Linked DNA regions of Homo sapiens: region 1 is linked to region 2. The links are chromatin loops, found by intact Hi-C in ENCODE. Cell type or tissue: tibial artery. All regions are shown on one strand. Each heading gives the region's core, and the rest is flanking DNA. Links, peaks and the distances in the headings are about the cores only. Region 1 overlaps SVEP1 (sushi, von Willebrand factor type A, EGF and pentraxin domain containing 1). Region 2 holds the start of LOC124902247 (a long non-coding RNA gene).

Evidence for each region. A loop is a pair of places that touch in the nucleus more often than their neighbours do. Peaks named below come from ENCODE experiments on the same cell type or tissue, not always from the same donor. Only the 100,000 strongest peaks of a DNase experiment are listed, where the experiment ranks them.
Region 1: a loop joins it to region 2, with 2.3 times the contacts of the local background. A loop is called at or near these places in 18 of 110 quality-filtered maps.

What each region holds. Positions count from the first base shown.
Region 1 is chr9:110,449,995-110,455,384 of GRCh38, reverse strand. It overlaps SVEP1 (sushi, von Willebrand factor type A, EGF and pentraxin domain containing 1), which reads left to right. Exons shown (of 48, transcript NM_153366.4): 23 at 3,983-4,096; 24 at 5,125-5,326. Among named protein-coding and RNA genes, the nearest start is that of TXNDC8, 110 kb to the right of the region's middle. In tibial artery, for the core only: a CTCF peak has its summit at 2,976 (motif pointing left); no DNase peak of the experiment used is centred there.
Region 2 is chr9:110,596,550-110,601,939 of GRCh38, reverse strand. LOC124902247 (a long non-coding RNA gene) reads right to left here and starts at 2,476. Exons shown (of 3, transcript XR_007061730.1): 1 at 2,412-2,476. In tibial artery, for the core only: no CTCF peak of the experiment used is centred there; a DNase peak (open chromatin) is centred at 2,496.

The DNA of each region.
Region 1 (5,390 bases), core at 254-5,253, 150 kb after region 2:
TGGCAGTATGTAATTGCTTTATAAAACAAGCAGGCGTGTTCCCATCTTTGCCAGCTAGATGTGTGACCTTGGACAAGACATTTAACTTCACTGAACCTGTTTCTTCATTAGTAAAAATGGAGGTGAGGAAATGACAGAAAATATGTAAAGCCTACTACAAATACAAGGTCATCCCCAAGCTTTTTACTAGTATTTTACTGAATTTATGAAGTGTATATGCCAATTTCTGTGGATGTTCATGTGTGTGTGTGAATATGTGTGTGTATAATTATTACTAACTGTGGACTTCAGGCGCATGTATCCTTGAAATTGTTATGGACCACTATGCCTCTCCTTTTAACTTAAATAAATACATATTTAAGTGTTATCTTATTTTTTAGCATTCAAAATCTTTGTCTTTATTTATGACTTAAATAATTTCAACTTTTATTTTAAATTCAGAGAGTACAAGTGCAGGTTTGTTACATGGATATATTGCATGATGCTGAGGTTTGGAGTACAGATAATTCCATCACCCAGGTAGTGAGAATAGTACCTAATATGTAGTTTTGCAGCCCACACCACCTTTCTTCTCCCCTCTAATAGTATCCAGCATCTATTGTTCCTATTTTTATTCCATGTGTACTCAATGTTTAGCTCCCATTTTAAGTGAGAACATGCAGTATTTGGCTTTCTGTTCCTGCTTTAATTCACTTAGAATAATGGCCTGCAGCTGCATCCATGTTGCTGCAAACGACATGATTTTGTGGAGTTTTTATGACTACATAATATTCGATGATGTATAAGTACCACATTTTCTTTATCTAATCCACCATTGATGGGCACCTAGGTGTATTCCATGTCTTTGCTATTGTAAATAGCACTGGGATGAACTTACAAGTGCATGTGTCTTTTTGGTAGAACAATTTATTTTCCTTTGGATGTATACCCAGTAATGGGATTGCTGGGATTACTGGCCAACCATACGCAGAAGAATGAAACTGAACCCCAGCCTTTCACCATATACAAAAATTAACTTGGATTAAAGATTTAAATGTAAAACTTCAAACTATAAAAATCCTAGAAGAAAACCTAGGGAATACCCTTCTTGACATTGGCCTTGGCAAAGGATGTATGGCTGAGTCCCCAAAAGCAATTGCAACAAAAACAAAAATTAACAAGTGGGATCTAATTAAATCGAAGAGCTTCTGCACTGCAAAAGAAAGCATCAATGGAGTAAACAGAAAACCTACAGAATGGGAGAAAATATTTGAAAACTATGCATCTGACAAAGGCCTAGTATTCAGAATCTATAAGGAGCTTAAACAAATCAACAAGCAAAATACAAATAACCTCATTAAATAGTGGGCAAAGGACATGAACAGACACTTCTCTAAGAAGACACATAAGCAACCAACAAACATGAAAAAAAGCTCATCATCGCTAATCATCAGAAAAGGCCAATCAAAACGACAGTGAGATACCATCTCACACCAGTCAGAATGGCTTTTTTTTTTTTTTAATTTTTGTATTTTTTGAGATGGAGTCTCGCTGTGTCGCCCAGGCTGGAGTGCAGTGGCATGATCTCGGCTCACTACAACCTCTGCCTCCCAAGTTCAAACAATTCTCCTGTCTTAGCCTCCCAAGTAGCTGAGACTACAGGCGCATGCCACCATGCCCGGCTAATTTTTTGTATTTTTAGTAGAGATGGGGTTTCACCATATTGGTCAGGCTGGTCTTGAACTCCTGACCTCAAGTGATCCACCCACTCCAGCCTCCCAAAGTGCTGGGATTACAGGCCTGAGCCACCCCGCCCCTGGCCAGAATGGCTATTATTAAAGAGTCAAAAAATAACACATGCTGGCAAGTTATAGAAAAACATGGATCACTTATATACTTTTTTAGGAATGTAAATTAGTTCAGCCACTCTGGAAAGCAGTTTGGAGATTTCTCTAAGTGTATATCTTAAGAGTCGCAGCTTCCAGCACCTTCTCACAAAAATAGTTCAGAAACAGTGATCTTATTCTCAATTCCCTTGTTAACCCACATTATAATTATTATAATATTGATGATATATTCTAATAAAATAGACTAGGATTTACTACTTTATAAATAGTAATGACCCCATAATATTATTATGGAGAGTACTGAGATCATCTAAATCATCCAGCATTGTACCTAACTCATCATTATTATACTAAAAAGATATCTGAATATATATTTTAATATGTGTGGGTATATAATTTTCTATATTTTAAAAAGTTTAGTAAAATCCTGATAACATTTCAAAGGAACCAGATTCTAATAATTTTATTGTGTATCTAAAAACAACTTCCATAAAGACATAAAAATGTTTAACATAACTTACAGTAGTAATCATTTGGAACAACTCATATATTTTCTCTATTTCACATCCATGCAACACTGGTAGTCCCAGGCTTATGAAAAGATATATTGAGTTTATACAGTAAAATTGCATTTCATCTGGAAGTGTAATTTGAAAGTTTATATATAGGGAGACATTTTAAATAGTCAAAGTTGCCTTGAAAATCCTTCAAATAAGCCATCAAGTAGAGTGGACTTGATATTGCACTTGATAAAGTGATAGCATACTCTATCAATTATAGTGGACAGGCATGCTGTTTAGAAATATGCCTATTTTACCTCAACAACAGAAGAAATCATTTTTATCTTATGAACACCAAAGCGTGTGGCTTGCATTTAGGGGCCACATCACACATATCTTGAAACAAATTTCTCTCAGCTTATATTCTAAGAGGTCCACATGCTGTGAGACCAACTGCAGACCAGCAGACTCATCACCCCTAACCAAGGGTGTGTATTCAACAGCTGGAACCACATCCAGATTGCTTGCCTGGTTTCCATTTTCTTTCTCATGCTCTTTCCTCTCCACCGTCTGCCTATGGTTGCATTTCCTTAGACAGTATTAAAATTATGCACCTGTATCCTACAATTCTTTATTTAAAATTCCAAATCTCATATTAGCGACACCTGGTGTTGAATCATAGTAAAAACTTGTGACAAGAATGGCAGACACATACTATGAGAAAAGTAGAACCAAGTTTCTAAATAAAATAAATATACATTTACTAGATGTGAAATGTATTATGTATGTTATTTATTAGACATTAAATTTATTTTGTGGGTTTACTGTGAAAAAACAAGTGTTCATAATGGTCTGTATGAAAGTGTAGATTTTATGTTAGATTTACTGTTCTCAAAAAACAACCTTTATTATGAAATTTCCTTTTAGCATATTTTAATGTCAAGGTACATAAATTATTAGATATGTGTTACATAATGCCATGAGTTATAAATTTAAGCATCCTTGAACTCTTCAACCCAACGAGTCTTTGTACGTCTTTTCTTGAACATGAAGATTTATGGTTCTAGGCTCATTTCTGTGCCTGTCCTTGGCAATGTCACAGACCTCTTTGGATCTGTTTCTAGATGTGTAAAATAAAGGCTATGAATAACATTAGTTGTTCCCAAATTATGTTCACACAAAACATGGGACAGCTGCACAGAAATTTGGCTGTGTTTCCCTAATTTGCAGAAGAAAATGAGTTATTTTCTTCATTCAATATATTTCTCCCATAATTTTTGCCAACTTTGTAACTGTAATGCTGTAACTGTTACCACTTAACTCTAAAGGGAATAAACTCAAAAAGAGAACAACTAGCAAACAAATAAGGAGAAAAAATTTAAAACAAAATCACACATCTTTTTCACTAAAAAAAATATGGTCAGATATTCGTGGTTATCATTTTCCATTGCATGCTGAATATGTTAGGTTTCTTGCTAGAAAAATTTTGCAGTTCACAGAATAGAAGAAACATTTTATTTCAACATGTTTGTCACAAACATGTTAGCCATGATTTCCAATTTCCCTATTCCAATGCCTGAACAACTTGCTTGGAAACTATTGGTCTTAAAGTTCTGTCAAGTTTTCTCCAGCTCAAAGATGAATGATTCTTTGCAGGTCAGCGGTGTGAAGAAAATATAAATGAGTGTAGCTCCAGTCCTTGTTTAAATAAAGGAATCTGTGTTGATGGTGTGGCTGGCTATCGTTGCACATGTGTGAAAGGATTTGTAGGTAAGATGTTTCCAGTCTTCCTATGTTGTCTTAAAATCTTGTAAACCACCACAAATTAGTACATTTCTTAACATATATATTAATGTGAATTTTTGGATTTTATTACTGTATGGTGATTATGTAAGAGAAAGTCCTCATTTTCTGAGGAAATACACACTGAGGGGTTTGGGGTAAAAGGGCATGCAGGTCTGCAATTTACTCTCAAATGGTTCAGCAAAAAATAATTTGTGTATGTGGTGTGTGTGTGTAAAGGCAAACTTTCAAGAAGGAACTGGAGACAAATCATGTAATATCATATTGCAAACAGATGTACAATAATATGGTTTAAAAGTGTATGCTTAATTTCTAAAGAGTAAATCCAAGAAAGTGTCCAGTGAAGGAAAAAGGCAAGATCAAAGAAACAGGCAAGTTTTGAATGGAATTTACTAGCTTTATTTCTTAACATTATCTCAATTAGATGTCTATTACCAAACTTAATTTCAACAAAAAGTAAGATTTAAAAAAGCAGATTATCGGCTGGGCATGGTGGTTCACGCCTGTAATCCCAGCATTTTGGGAGGCCGAGGCAGGTGGATTACTTGAGCTCAGGATTTCAAGACCACCTCGGCCAACATGGTGAAACCCTGTCTCTACTAAAAAAAAAATACAAAAATTAGCCAGGTGTGGTGGTGGGTGCCTGTAGTCTCAGCTACTCAGGAGGCTGAGGCAGGAGAATCGCTTGAACCTAGGAGGTGAAAGTTGCAGTGAGCCGAGATCGCGCCACTGTACTCCAGACTGGGAGAGAGAGCAAGACTCTGTCTCAAAAAAAAAAAAAAAAAAAACAGATTATCAAAAACTCAGAGTCCACAAAAAAATGACTTACAAAAGCCAGAGCCCATTACAGAATGGATCTCAAACCAGTTTGATGGGCTCCACAGCCTCCATTCCAATCCTCTAGAAGCAGCATCCTCCAGGGAGTCAACACTTTAGTTACAGTGTTCCCAGGGAGTTAATCATTTGGGCTGTTTCTCTTCCTTCTCCATCCTCAGGCCTGCATTGTGAAACAGAAGTCAATGAATGCCAGTCAAACCCATGCTTAAATAATGCAGTCTGTGAAGACCAGGTTGGGGGATTCTTGTGCAAATGCCCACCTGGATTTTTGGGTACCCGATGTGGAAAGAACGTCGATGAGTGTCTCAGTCAGCCATGCAAAAATGGAGCTACCTGTAAAGACGGTGCCAATAGCTTCAGGTAAAAGGCTAAGTCTGATTCTTTTCACTGTTTTTATTTTTTAAACTATTCAGTGATTCTGCAG
Region 2 (5,390 bases), core at 191-5,190:
CCAAACACCGCATGTTCTCACTCATAGGTGGGAATTGAACTATGCTAGCTTTTCATTCCGAGCCCTTTCACCTCAGGTCACAAGCAGACTGTGACAGCTCAGGGCATTATATTCTCACATGGCCCCCCAAAAGGCAGAAACTAGGGTGTTTGTATTAAAGGGACTGGAGAGAACCATTGAGGAAAAGGTCTCATTGAACTCCCTGTCTTTCTCAGGGATGAAAAACCTTTCCAAGAAGCATCCAACTGACTTCCCCTTATGTCTCTTTGGTCAAATTGGATCACATGACCATGTCCTGCAAGTGGAGGTTCTGAGAAAATAAGATTCTGTTTTCTTCAGCCACTGTAGTAGTGAGAACCTGTCAAGGGTAAAGGGGATGGGTATGATTACTGGGGACTCAACTAACAGTGTTTGCCACAACATCCAAGTTCATGGTTATACAATTTGTCTGTTATCTATATTCACATAGAGATGAATACACACATACATCTACGCATACACAAATGAGATAACAACAACAAAACCCCACAAATGTTAGTATGTGCGATCATAAGCACACACTGGCTGGGCTTAGTGGAGTGGCTCAGCTTGGAGGAGTGGCTCTACTCATCTCAGCTGGGGGCCCTCCTGCACCTGGCTATTATGGGCTGGGCTACGGAGACTTGGCTCTGCATTCCTTATCTCCCTGCTGTCTCCTGGGACCAATGGGCTAATACAGGCATGTTTTTTCTTATGGCAAGAACAGAGGTTCAAGAGAGAGCTCACTGTGCTAATACATTTCAAGCCCAAGCTTGTGCGATTCTGTGAACATCTTGTTTGTTAAAGCAAGTCACAAGGCTGAGCCCCAAATTAAGGGGTGTTGAAGCAATGCCTCCCATGGAACTGAGGAGTAGAGTCCAATCTACCCTGCAAAGAAAATGGAAGGGAACAAAGGAAGGCGGCAAACATGCATTAAAAACAAAGAACCTGGAATAAAGTGACAGGAAACTAAATGTTTTAGTTAAAATAATTCGTGAAAATGGGTTAATATCCTAATGCATCTCAAAGAGACAAAGACTAAAAAAGAAGGTAAAAAGAAAGAGTAAAGAAATATCCAAGCAAATCGGAAATAGTAATGATGGTGATGACAATAATAATAATAATAATAGTAATATTATAATAAAAGCTGAAGTGCCATCCAGCTGTTTCAGACACAGATCTGTGGTGGCAGATTCCCTGATCTCTGCTGGTGATGTCCCTGACTCTCACTCCTACAGTTCTCCCAACTACCATATAAAGTCTACATCCTACATTAAACTCTTCATTCCTGGAAAAAAAAAAAAAGAGCTGCAGTGTCATCCAGACATAGATAGAATTCAAGGTAAATATATTAGATGAATAAAGACTGGTTTTATGCTATTAAAGTTATGAAGTTACATTGTTAATAAATGAATGTTTATTCACAGTAATATGTAAATATGAGCATTTATGCATAAAATTTAAAACATCATAAAAATATAAAGCAAACCCTGGAAAAATACAAATATAAATGGTCAAAAACTGTACTAGATTTTAACAGACTTTCAGCCTCAAACAGATGGAATAGATTAAAGTGACTAAGGATATAGAGTAGTTGGATAATGTATGTAATAAAGTTGATTTATAAGATAAATTATACATATCTTACAACCAAAAGTGTTTATTTTTCTCAAAATCTAATGGTATGTTTTACTGCATGTCATATAGTAGGCCACAAGAAATTTCAATAAGATCAGAGGATGTACACGCCTGTTTTTAACTCCAGTGAAATAAAGTCAGGAATTAATTTAAAATAGGTCAAAAAAAACATACAAATAAACACTTGAAGTTAAAAAAACAACATAAAAATAAAACACACCATTACTTCAATAATTTCTGGGCAAAAGAGGAAAATAAACTCCAATTATAGATTGTTTAGAAAATAATAATGATACTACACATAGATTTAGTTAATGGAAAATTTTATCTGTAAAAGCTCTATTTAAAAAAGCAGAATAAGGGGTAAGTAAATACAGCACCTTCAACTGAAATATCTGGGATCTTGCACTGGGACTGACTAGGCAATCAATTTGACCCACAAAGAAATAAGAAAAGCAGGGTGGAGCGATGGCCCACCCGGGAGTGGCACAGAGACAAGGGAACCCTCCACCCCCAGCCAAGGGAAGCCGTGAGTGATTGTGCAACCATGCCTGAGAAACCAGGCCTCTTTCACGGATGTTTGCAACCCCTGCATCAGGAGATCCCCTTGTGAGCACACACCACCAGGGCCTTGGGTCTGACACACAGAGCTATGCGGAATCTCGGCAGAGCAGCTGCTCAGGCATGCACAGAGACCCAGGAGCTTTACATATTCGGCCCTAGGATCCTCAGCAAGGCAGGAGGTCGGTACATACCCCTAGGAAGGAGGCTGAATCCAGGGAGCCAAGCAGCGTCGGTCTGTGGGCTTCACTTCCAGAGCACTTCACAAGATAAGACCTACTGGCTTGGAATTCCAGCCAGCCAATGGCAACAGCGTGGAGCCCGCCTGAGATGGAGCTCCCAGTGGGAGGGGCAGCTGCCATCTCTGTGGTTTGGTAGACTCAGCCTTCCAGCCCACCGGCTTTGGAGAGTTCAAATGGTCCAGAAGAGGAAGGGTCCTCCAGTGCAGCACGGCTGCTTTGCCAGATCATGGCCAGACTGCTTCATTAAGCAGGACCCCAGTCCACTTCTCTTCAACGGGCAGGACCTCCCTGTTGGGGCTACAGCACCCCCAGCAAGTTTTGTATGGACGGAGCTCTGATCTCTCCCTGGAATGGAGCTCCTGTGGGGAGGGGCTGCCACAATCTCTGTGATTTGGTCGACTCAGCTATTCCAGCTCAGTGGCTTTGGAGACTCCAAATGGTCCAGATGAGAAACAGTATCTGGAGTGCAGCACAGCTACTTTGCCAGATCGTGGCCAGACTGCTTCTTTAAGTGGGATCCCCGATCCACTCCTGCTCATGGGGCAGGTCCTCCCAGCTGGGACATCAACCCACTCCCCGCTCATGTTCTAAGGCTAACAAAGCTCTAACTTCCTCCTGGGATGGAGTGCCTGGGGGGCAGGGCAGGCTGCCATCTTGGCTATTCGAGTTTCTCAGTCAATCCAGGCTGCCAGCCCTGAAGAGCCCACAGCGATCTGGGACTGAAGGGATCCCCAACACACAGCACACCTGCTCTACCCAAAAGTGCTAGAGTGATTCTTTAAATGGTTCCTTGATCCTGTTCCTCCTATGTGAAAACTCCCAACAGAGGTCTCCAACCACCTGCTACAGGCATGTCCAGGCCCACAACAGGCAGATACCCATCTGAGATGGAGTTTCCAGAGGAAGGAGCAGGCTGCCATTTGACAGTATTAGACAGATCACTAAGACAGAAAATTAACAAAGATATTCAGGACCTGAACTCAGCTCTGGATCAAGTGAACCTGGTAGACATCTACAGAACTCTCTGCCCCAAAACAACAGAATATACATTCTTCTCATCGCCACATGGCACTTACTCTAAAATTGATCACATAATCGGAAGTAAAACATTCCTCAGCAAATACAAAAGAATTGAAATCATAACAATCTCTCAGACCATAGTGCAATCAAATTAGAACTCAAGACCAAGAAATTCACTCAAAACCATACAACTACATGGAACTTGAACAACTTGCTCCTGAATGACTATTGGGTAAATAATGAAATTAAGGCAGAAATCATTTGTGTCCACACCCAAATCTCATCTCAAAATGTAATCCCCAGGTGTTGAGGGAGGGACCTGGTGGGAGGTGATTAGGTCATGGGGGTGGTTCCCCCGTAATGTTCTCGTGATAGTGAGGAAGTTCTCTTGAGATCTGATGGTTTTAGAAGGGGCTCTTCACTTCCTACCCATGCTCCCTCTCACCTGCCACCATGTAAGACATGCCTGCTTTCCCTTCCACCATGATTGTAAGGTTCCTGAGGCCTCCCCAGTCGTGTGGAACTGTGAGTCAATTAAACCTCTTTCCTTTTGAAGTTACCCAGTCTCAGGTATGTCTTTGTAGCAGTGTGAAATGGACTAATACAGTAAATTTGTACTGGTAGAGGGAGTACTGCTATAAAGATACCCAAAAATGTGGAAGCAACTTTACTTTGGAATTGGGTAACAGGCAGAGGTTGGGACAGTTTGGAGGGCTCAGAAGAAGATAGGAAGATGTGGGAAAGTTTAGAACTTCCTAGAGATTTGTTGAATGGTTTTGATCAAAGTGCTGATAATGATGTGGACAGTGAAGTCCAGACTGAGGTGGTCTCAGATGGAGATGAGAAACTTCTTGGGAACTGGAGCAAAGGTCACTCTTGCTATGCTTTAGCAAAGTGACTGGCAGGCATTTTGTCCCTGCCCTAGAGATCTGTGGAACTTTAAACCTGAAAGAGATAATCGGAAATTGGAACTTATGTTTAAAAAGGAAACAGAACATAGAAGTTTGGAAAATTTGCAGCCTAATGATGTGATAGACAAGAAAAACCAATTTTCTGGGGAGAAATTCAAGCTGGCTGCAGAAATTTGCATAAGTAATTAGGAGGCAAATGTTAATCGCCAAGACACTGGTGAAGATGTCTCCCAGGGCATACCAGAGATCTTGATGGCAGCCCCTCCCATCACAGACCCACAGGACTAGGACGGAAATATGGTTTCATGAGCTGGGCCCAGGGTTCCCCCTGCTCTGTGCAGTCTAGGGACTTGGTACCCTGTGTCCCAGCTACTCCAGCTCTAGCCATGGCTAAAAGGGGCCAAGGTACAGCTCAGGCCATTGCTTCAGAGGGTGCAGGCCCTAAGCCTTGGTGGCCTCCACATGGTGTTGGGCCTATGGGTGCACAGAAGTCAAGAACTGAGGTTTGGGAACCTCTACCTACATTTCAGAGGACATATGGAAATGTCTAGATGTCCAGCCAGAATTCTGCTGCAGAGGCAAAGCCCTCATGGAGAACCTCCACTAGGGCAGTGCAAAGGGGAAATGTGGGGTTGAAACACTCACACAGAGTCCCCACTGGAGCACTTCCTAGTGGAGATATAAAAAGAGGGCCACCATCCTCCAGACCCCAGGATGCTAGATCCACTGACAGCTTACACCACATGCCTGGAAAAGCCAGCAGTGAAAGCAGCTGGGGAAGGGGACGCTACCCTGAAAGGCCATAGGGGCAGGGCTGTCCAAGGCCATGGGAGCCCACCCTTTGCATCAATGTGCCATGGATGTGAGACATGGAGTTAAAGGAGATTCTCTTGGAGCTTTAAGATTTAATAATTGCTCTGCTGGATTTCAGACTTGCATGGGGCCTGTAGCCCCTTTGTTTTGGCCAATTTCTCCCACTTGGAATGGGAGCATTTATCAA